Linked DNA regions of Homo sapiens: region 1 is linked to region 2. A link is a loop called in an ENCODE intact Hi-C map of the cell type or tissue named here. Cell type or tissue: HepG2. All regions are shown on one strand. Links, peaks and the distances in the headings refer to the core of each region. The heading gives the core; the rest is flanking DNA. Region 1 overlaps KATNAL2 (katanin catalytic subunit A1 like 2). Region 2 overlaps KATNAL2 (katanin catalytic subunit A1 like 2).

Region 1 (4,396 bases), core at 279-4,278, 50 kb before region 2:
ACTCCAGTGACCCTCGTCCTGGAGAGGTACAAAGGAAAAAGGTGAGGAGGGCAGGAGGCAGTTGACAACGAACTGAGAGTTCCCATTGTTTCTCTTACCCATGCCAGCAACCACTGCTTTCAATAAACCTATTGCCCCCTAGAAGGAAATGAGTGCCCCCGTCCCATGGTTAGCAGACAGGCAGGCCATCAGTCACTTCTCAGCTTAGGCTCAAACTCTGTATCTCCACATAGCAGTGGGGTGGAATTGAGCCCCGGAGCAGGGCAGGGCTGACTTTGGTCTTTCTGTGCCTCTGTTTCTCCATCTGGGCTATAAGAGCATTCCTGAAATTGACAAGCCAGACAGTCTGCATGTGGGTAGTGGGCTGCTCTGCTCTATTCACCAGGCACTTAAGTAAAGTAACCCCAAGGGTAGCATATGAGAAAGTGCTAAGTGTTCAATCTATGACAGGGCTGTGGGGCTTGTTGTCATAGGGACGGCTTCCAGGATATGCGTATAAACTTAGAAGCCAGACTCTTTTTTTTTTTTTTTTTTTTTTTTGAGACGGAGTCTCACTCTCTCGCCCAGCCTGGAGTGCAATGGCGCGATCTCGGCTCACTGCAAGCTCCGCCTCCTGGGTTCAGGCCATTCTCCTGCCTCAGCCTCCCGAGTAGCTGGGACTACAGGCACCCGCCACCAAGCCCGGCTAATTGTTTTGTATTTTTAGTAGAGACGGGGTTTCACCGTGGTCTCGATCTCCTGCCCTCGTGATCCACCCGCCTCGGCCTCCCAAAGTGCTGGGATTACAGGCGTGAGCCACCGCGCCCAGCCCAGACTATTTTCTTTCAAATGTCTGCTCTTCCCTTTGCTAATCTGTGATCTTGGACAAGTTACTTATTCTCTTTATGCTTCAGTTCCCTTGTCTGTAGAATGGAGTAATGGGGTATAGCTAAGTATCAGGTAGATGCCATTATTACGAGGATTAAATATGTAACATGCTTAGAATCATGCCTGACAATTACACTTATACTTCTATTATTGATAGGATTTGGGTTTTATTCTCTTAATACCCAACTTGGTTCAGCAAAGGACTTAAAGAAACTGGAATGTGGGCTTGGCCCATTTTACATCATCTTTTGATGGAATCTCAGCTCTATCCAAAGAACCCTGAGTTAAAATACCTCAAGGTGCTTTTCTGAGTGTGTGCAGCACTTGGAGCAGTAGTTATACAGAATATTAATAGGTGTTAAAGAGTTTTGTGGTCAGGTAAGCTTGGCAGATATTGGGTTAAATTAAACTAGGTCCCTCATTTCAGGACTTCTCAGACCATCTGATTTACTATGTGCAATGAGAATATCATACTAAAGTCACAGTATTCAAGGTTTTGCAAATCAATTTGGCCAAAGCTTTTCCAGGGTTTTGTTATTGTGGTTGTTGTTTTGGAGACAGGGTCTCACCTATCATCCAGGCTGGAGTGCAGTTGCCCAATCATGGCTCACTGCAGCCTCAAATTCCTGGGTTCAAGTGATCCTCTCACTTCAACCTCCTGTGTAGCTGAAACTACAGGTGTATGCCACGACACTGTTTGTTTATTTATTTATTTCCTTATTCATTTATTTTTGGTAAAGATGGAATCTCGCTATGTAGACATAGCTGGCCTTGAACTTGTGGTCTCATGCAATCCTCCCACCTCAGCCTCCCAATTAGCTCAACTGCAGGTGCGTGCCGCCATGGCTACTTTTTGTTTCGTTGTTTTGTTTTGTTTTTTGGTAGAGATGAGATTTATCTGTTGCCCAGGCTGGTCTGGGACTCCTGGGCTCAAGCGATCCACCCACCTTGGCTTCCAGAGTGCTGAGATTACTGGCATGAACCACCATGCCTGGCCTAAGGAACTCTTTTTTTTTTCTCAGACCATCTTTAGAGACGAGTTTTCCACAGATAACTTTGAGAATGCTGTCTTCCTAGATAAGTTGACTCTTATAAAACTTAAACTCACCATGCCAGGTCCCAGCACTGTGAACATAGTAACAGAATCTCAGTAAATGTTATTTGCATAGCCATTGAGGAACTTACTAGAATGTAGATGGGTAGAATAATTAGAAACGAAGACAATGCCATTTTCACAAATTATCCCTGATTTTTTATTACAATGTATTTTTTGTTCCAGAAATTGTATCAGAAAGAAGAACTGTAAAAACAAAAAGATAAAAATAAAAGTCAGATGTAGTTGTTAAGGCCAAGTAGTTTGCTGCTTACAAAGCATGCATTTTTCCTTTCTGCCACGAGATGGCTCTTTGTATCGTGAATCAATGAAAGTTCTACTAGAACTGATCATTTTCCGAAACCTGCTGGGAAAGGGACAAATGAGTGGACTGTCAAAACGAAAATGAACTATAGGTATTTTTAAGGACATATGAGTGTCAATAAAAGAGATCTGCCTTAACGAAGTTCTACAAATTCAGCAGAGGATAGATTACTGTGGATTAAAATAAACAATCAGGGAAAGCTTTGTAGAGAGGGTGACGTGAGCTGGACTTAAAAGATGTATAGAATATGAATAGACCGATGTGATGTAAGGCCATTCCTGGCAGAGGCACAGAGGAAGAAGGGGCACAGCCTAAGTGGAACAATTAAGTAAACAAGAAGACCAGAGTTTGAATGTGTGAGTGAGAATTGGTGACAGCAGACAATGGAGGGTCATGGATGCTGGTTCTTCTATTAATAGTCCTCCATATCCATCTTCTCGGGCTTGGGTAATTTTAGTAGCCTCTGCGTCTCTCTCTTGTGTCTTGTTATTATGGCCCAGTATTGCACACTACTCCTAAAGTCCCGTCCTGTCGCTCTGTTGGTTAAGAATCTCTAGCGGCTCCTCCTGCCAACCACATCGAATTCAAACCTCATTCAAGCTCAGCTCACTTGAGACCAGACGTTCGGGACCAGCCTGGGCAGCACAGCAAGACCGCATCTCTACAAAAAATAAAATAAAATAAATAGCTGGGCGTGGTGGTGCACGCCTGTAGTCCAAGCTACTTGAAAGGCTGAGGTGGGAGGATTGTTTGAGCCCAGGAGTTCCAGGCTGCAGTGAGCCAAGATTGTGCCACTCCAGCTTAGGTGACAGAACAAGGCCCTGTCTCTAAAAAGAAAAAAAAAAAAGGTTAAAAAAAGTTTGTAAAAACAGAGGAAATGTTAGTCATTTTCTCTGAGGGGCAGAATTTTCTTTTGATTTACCAGTATTTTCTAGTTTTTTCTTAAGTGAATATGTATTACTCCATACTAAAGTTATTAATAAAAAACTGATTTAGTTTTTCTCTCTGTAAAATGAGGATTAAGACATAGTATAGAAGCATGGTGAGACATGAAAAAGTATAGAAGGTGATTGGCTAGAGTCAACTGACTGTGGTTTGCAGCTTCTTTAAAATTAGCTTAGGAGAGATACATACATTTCAAGGTCATTGAAAATAATCATGGCATCTTCTTTTAAGAAAGTTCAGGCTAGGCATAGTGGCTCACACCTGTAATCCCAACACTTTGGAGGCCAAGAAGGGAATCAATTGCTTGAGGCCAGGAGTTTGAAAGCAGCCTGGGCATCATAAGGAGACCTTGTCTGAAAGAAAGAAAGAAAGAGAGAGAAGAGGAGGGCTACTAAAAAAGAAAGTTTTCTCTTTCTACTTTCCTGGATCTAGATTCAAATGAAACAGAAAGAACTCTAACCTGCAGCAGAAATCTGAATCTGGGGTCCTTGGATGAGCTCCTGAAATTGTATGCTAATTTGCACATGTGCACACTTTTCAGGAGAAAATTGTTGGTTTTAAAAGAAGTTAAGAACTAAAATTTAAGACCTGGAGAGTCTTTCTTCTTTCAGAGGATTTTGAGACACAGCCCTTGCTTCCAGTGCTAAGGCCACTTATATTGGACAGTTTTACAACTGAACAAGTTAAAAATGACAGTAAGGAACAAAGATCAAGGTACTACTTTTATACAGAAACACTCTGAAGTGCAATGTGTGACTGATTAAAAAATTACCAGAAACAAATAATACATTCCAAGTGGATGTTATCTTATATGAAAGTTCTTTGATGATCTTGATTGGTAGATCTTTGGAATTTCCTTCAGTGCTCGAGACTTGTTAATGTGAATTACTTCAATGATGGCAAATTTGGGTTGAATTTGGGTTTTATCATTTTGCCAAATGTTACCTAAAATGAATACCTGTGAATAAAGAGGTAACCAAGTTTGGGCAGATACCCATTTTAGGCTGCAAATGAGTAAAGACAAATCACAAGATGTTTCTTGGTTGATTTACTTATTTGACTTTTAAGCACTTCCAAAAACATCCTTAACAACGGTGACATCACCAGAATAAGTATGTAACTTTCAAAGGCAACTGCTTTGAAAGATAATAGTTAAATATACTTAA
Region 2 (4,396 bases), core at 288-4,287:
TGGCCTATGGATGCAAAATCACATAAACTTGGCCTGACAGTTTTGGGAGGAGTAAAAGTGAGTGTCTGAAAGGGCGGTTATTTGCACTGGGCACCCAGGAAGGGCCACTGGTGCTAAGTTCACCAATGTAATGAAGTGAGGGGTCATTCACTCCAGAAGGACTGAGAATTTTGGAAGAATTAATGTACTTAGAGTGCCCAACTTATTGTCAGCAATAATTTACTCACTGGCAAGATCGGACTGAATAATTCATGTTACAACTGCAATCAGAATACTCATGATTGCTGGTTGTTAGTTGGTTTTTGTACCCCAAATTAAGTCGCATAAAATTACTTCCTTTTCATTAGTTCTGAGAATGTGCTCTTTTCCTTTTCTTCCATTCATCCTTCCTTCCTTCTCTTTCTTCTCCTTCCTTTCTGCTTTCCTCTCTTCCCTTCCTTCCCTCCCTCAGTTCTCTTTCTCACCAATTCTTTCTCCAAATAATATTAATTGTCCCATCCACTCAAGGCATAGATGTAGAGTGACAGTTAAAATGCAGAATTGCTTCCTGCAATGCTAAATTGTTCTTAAAGTACAGTTGTTGTTCAGGAAGTGTGTTTGCAGCCCTGTCCAGCTCCATTTCTGGTGTGATTTCAGGGAGCTGGACTGTGCCATGTTACGCCGCCTGGAGAAGAGGATTCTGGTCGATCTCCCCAGCCGGGAGGCCAGGCAGGCCATGATCTACCACTGGCTGCCTCCTGTGAGCAAGAGCAGGGCCTTGGAGCTGCACACAGAGCTGGAGTACAGTGTGCTGAGCCAGGTCAGCTGCCCTGGAGAGGGGCACATGTAGGTCAAGGGCCCACCATATGGCCATCTTGTAGACCAGGTCTTACCATGAGCTGATAGAAGCTTGAGACACTTAGAATAAGATCCAAGCTGCCCCCGTAATGCAATGGGCATCTTCACGAAGAATAAGCTCCTTTTCACTTAAAAATATTCAGAGAAGGAGAAACAATGTGAGGCAGTGGAAACAGCATAGGGTTTAGACTCAGAGAACCTATGGTCAAATCCTGGCCCTGCTGCTTGTTAGCTGTGTGACCTCGGAGAAGTCACTTACTCTTTGAGCCTGTTTCTTCATCTGTAAAATGGGTAGCAGATGAGCCACAAAGAATGACTGTGATGATTACATAACAGAAAAACTCCAGGTACATGTCTATTATGCCCATTATCACTGGTGTCCATTCCCAGGGTGTTGCAGAAATGTTGCCTGCTTTTGGTGAACATTTGAACACAATGTTCTCTGAGGTTCCTAAATGGCAGGTATGATCTTATTTACAAGAATAAACGTGCCTACCAAATTTGACCATCCTTGGATTTGAGCACAGGGGCCCTGATAGGCTAACTTGGGTGTTCTGATCCTTCACTGGCATCTTACAGCATATTTCGATGGTGTTAGAAAGCCATTCTAGCCCAGCTGCTTAGGTTATCCCAACATGCTAGCAGGGTCTCTTCCTCAAGCACTGTTTATCTGGGAATCTTTTTAGGATGTTCATGGGTGACAGATACAGAATCTACACAGGGCTTCTGATACTGGGTCCTGCCTATAACAACGTAATGGCCAGGAGCATTCTGCCCACTGACCAATGGCTGGTTTTTTGGCTGTTTCAGGAGACTGAGGGCTACTCAGGCTCAGATATTAAGCTCGTCTGCAGGGAAGCAGCCATGCGGCCCGTGAGGAAGATCTTTGATGCACTTGAAAATCACCAGTCAGGTATGGGTTGGATCACCATGAAGGTGTTCCAGGAATTTGTGTAAAAATCCCTCTCACCAGCAGATGGAGCCTGGCGCCTGTTCTTGGTGCCGCTTTACACTTGGCAATGCGTTTTTTGGTCAAATCATCCCTCACTCAACTCATTCCTCCGTGGGTGTTCTGATTTGGATCGACTTTGCTTGCAGATGATAAACTCCTTAGGGCTCAGGCTTTTATTTCTCTGGCACACTCTGATGTTGGGCTGGATCCATTTGAGGCACTATATAAATATTAAATAATACCTGGTAACGATACATTTAGGTCACATTTTTTTGTCTGGGCCTTAGGGGCTAACTCAGTTGCACGTTAAAGAATTTTTCCCCAGCCCTCTTTAGTCTTGCCTTTTGCTGCATTAACAATTAAGAATGCTGCATTATGCATTATTTTGAAAGAAGGTCTATTAGCGTTTCAAGAGCATTGATCACCAAGAGGTCGATTGTTGTGCTGTTACTGTTGTGTTCTTATCCTAGAAAGCAGCGACTTACCCAGGATCCAGTTGGATATAGTAACCACTGCCGACTTTCTGGATGTGCTAACTCACACCAAGCCCTCCGCAAAGAATCTGGCTCAGAGATACTCAGACTGGCAAAGAGAGTTCGAGTCTGTCTGAAACCACATTTACCCTGACCTGGCCACAAAGGCAACCACAAAGACCTCCTAGTTTATTAATGTCCGTGGGAGAACAAAATGATTGGAATGGAAAAGAGAAAATTATTTTTGAAGACTGGATTAACTTGAGCCACTGTATTGTTTTGGATAGCTGAGATATATTTATTAACTTACCATTATCGATGTCAGCAAAATATTGAGAGTTTCAGTTACATACATATATGTGCTATTGGGTCATACAATGGAGATTTTTCTGACAATTAGACTCCATAAAATTTTAATGAACAATTTTCTGTAATGTTACTCATTTGTAAACTTTTTAAGAAAAAGATGTACTTAGAAAAGTTGTGTTGGCCACACACAGGATGACCCTGAGTTGGGGCAGCCAAGTAGAAGCTAAGCTTGACAGGCACTGCCCAGCTGACAGTCCCAGGGTGAAGGAGGACGGAAGCAGGGAAGGCAATGCAGTCTGTTTCTCATTCCGGACAATATTCTGAATCTCATCAGCTCCCCCTAATTCTGACTCCATCCAGCTTTGTCAGCAGCAAACCCCTCCCAAACTAAGCCCCACTCAGAAATGTCACTGAGCATTCTGATGCTAGAGCTAATAGCCAGGGTGACTAGCACACCATCACCATCAGCTGCCAGTCTGATTGTTTTGGGTTCTGGCCCCCAATAACATCTTTTCACTCTTCACACCTCACATCCGGTGTGCTCTGCCCTTCTCTTTCCATTGCCGCAGCTTCTCATCAGATCCAAAGCTTAGGATGGGGCACCTAAGCTTCGAGAACATTCATCCCAAGTCTTCCCTGCTCTTAGGCTCTTCCCCCTCTCCTTAAGGGGTTATAAACAACTAGACGCATCTCTCTCAGAAACCCACAATCCGAGGCATCTACTTTCAACCCTTGATAAATTTTGAAGGCTTCTACTAAGTAATGCCACTTCTTTTCCCCCACTAGAACTTACCTATGGGAAATCACCTTCTTTTCTCTTCCTTGCCTTGTCTTCATCATCCCTGCAGACAGACTCTTCAAGAGGAAAAACCTCCAGAAAGAGACACTTTGGATAGCTAAGTATCCCAAAGGATTTTACCCTTTTAAACAAAACCAAAGCATTTTTTTCGGTATCGATTATTTTGAGATTATTCTCAAATGCCTCTTTAAACATCATTTCATGGAAAATGTCAAATTGAAAATATACCTTATTTAACAAATTGAAAATAAAAAAGATTTCATCTCAGTACATGCTTAAACTTCTTCATAAGCATCAGGCACTACACCATGCAGCACCAGTGATATAGAGAGTCCCCAGTCCCTGGGCCATGGACCCGTAGTACCCGTCCGTGGCTTGTTAGAACTGGTTTGCACAGCAGCTAAGAGGCAGGTGAGCATTACTGCCTGAGCTCCACCTCCTGTCAGATCAGCGAAAGCATTAGATTCTCATAGGAGCGTGAACTCCATTGTGAACTGTGCATGCGAGGGATCTAGGTTATGCGCTCTTATGAGAATCTAAGTAATGCCTGATGATCTGAGATGAACAGTTTCATCCCAAAAGCATCCATCCCCCGCCCCCTATCCAGGCCCACTCCGTGGAAAAACTGTCTTCCATGAAACCGGTCCCTGGTGCCAAAAAGCCTGGGGACCACTGACATAGATGACTCTACTTTGAATGGCCCAAGACTGATGTAAGGCCTAAGTTCCGATGTCTACTTTATGGTTTGGCGGGGGTTCTTCTTGTCAGAACTGACATCAGCTGACATTTCTTGTAGCTGCTAGTCCATTTGCTTGTGGCCACTACCATCATTTCTAATTTTATAAAATCTCAACTGCTGTTGTGAATTTGCTGCAGTGGGAAAGTTGGTGCTGTATGTATACCCAAAAGTGACTGGGTAAAGGGGCAGGGGAAATGCTCCTCTGGATAGCAGGCTTCATGACAATACATTTAGGTCCTTTCTGCTTACTGCCCGTTCCTGAATTCATTCAGAATAAGTGCAGTCCT

Evidence for each region. A loop is a pair of places that touch in the nucleus more often than their neighbours do. Peaks named below come from ENCODE experiments on the same cell type or tissue, not always from the same donor. Only the 100,000 strongest peaks of a DNase experiment are listed, where the experiment ranks them.
Region 1: a loop joins it to region 2, with 8 times the contacts of the local background. A loop is called at or near these places in 3 of 110 quality-filtered maps.

What each region holds. Positions count from the first base shown.
Region 1 is chr18:47,048,313-47,052,708 of GRCh38, forward strand. The region is part of intron 4 of KATNAL2 (katanin catalytic subunit A1 like 2); the gene reads left to right. Among named protein-coding and RNA genes, the nearest start is that of ELOA2, 15 kb to the left of the region's middle. In HepG2, for the core only: a CTCF peak has its summit at 2,268 (motif pointing right); a DNase peak (open chromatin) is centred at 2,259; H3K27me3 peaks cover 191 bases.
Region 2 is chr18:47,098,607-47,103,002 of GRCh38, forward strand. KATNAL2 (katanin catalytic subunit A1 like 2) reads left to right here. Exons shown (of 18, transcript NM_001387690.1): 16 at 637-799; 17 at 1,648-1,750; 18 at 2,260-3,637. The coding sequence ends at 2,399. Among named protein-coding and RNA genes, the nearest start is that of HDHD2, 50 kb to the right of the region's middle. RefSeq lists silencers at 1,733-1,945, 1,781-1,890. In HepG2, for the core only: a CTCF peak has its summit at 1,823 (motif pointing right); a DNase peak (open chromatin) is centred at 1,805.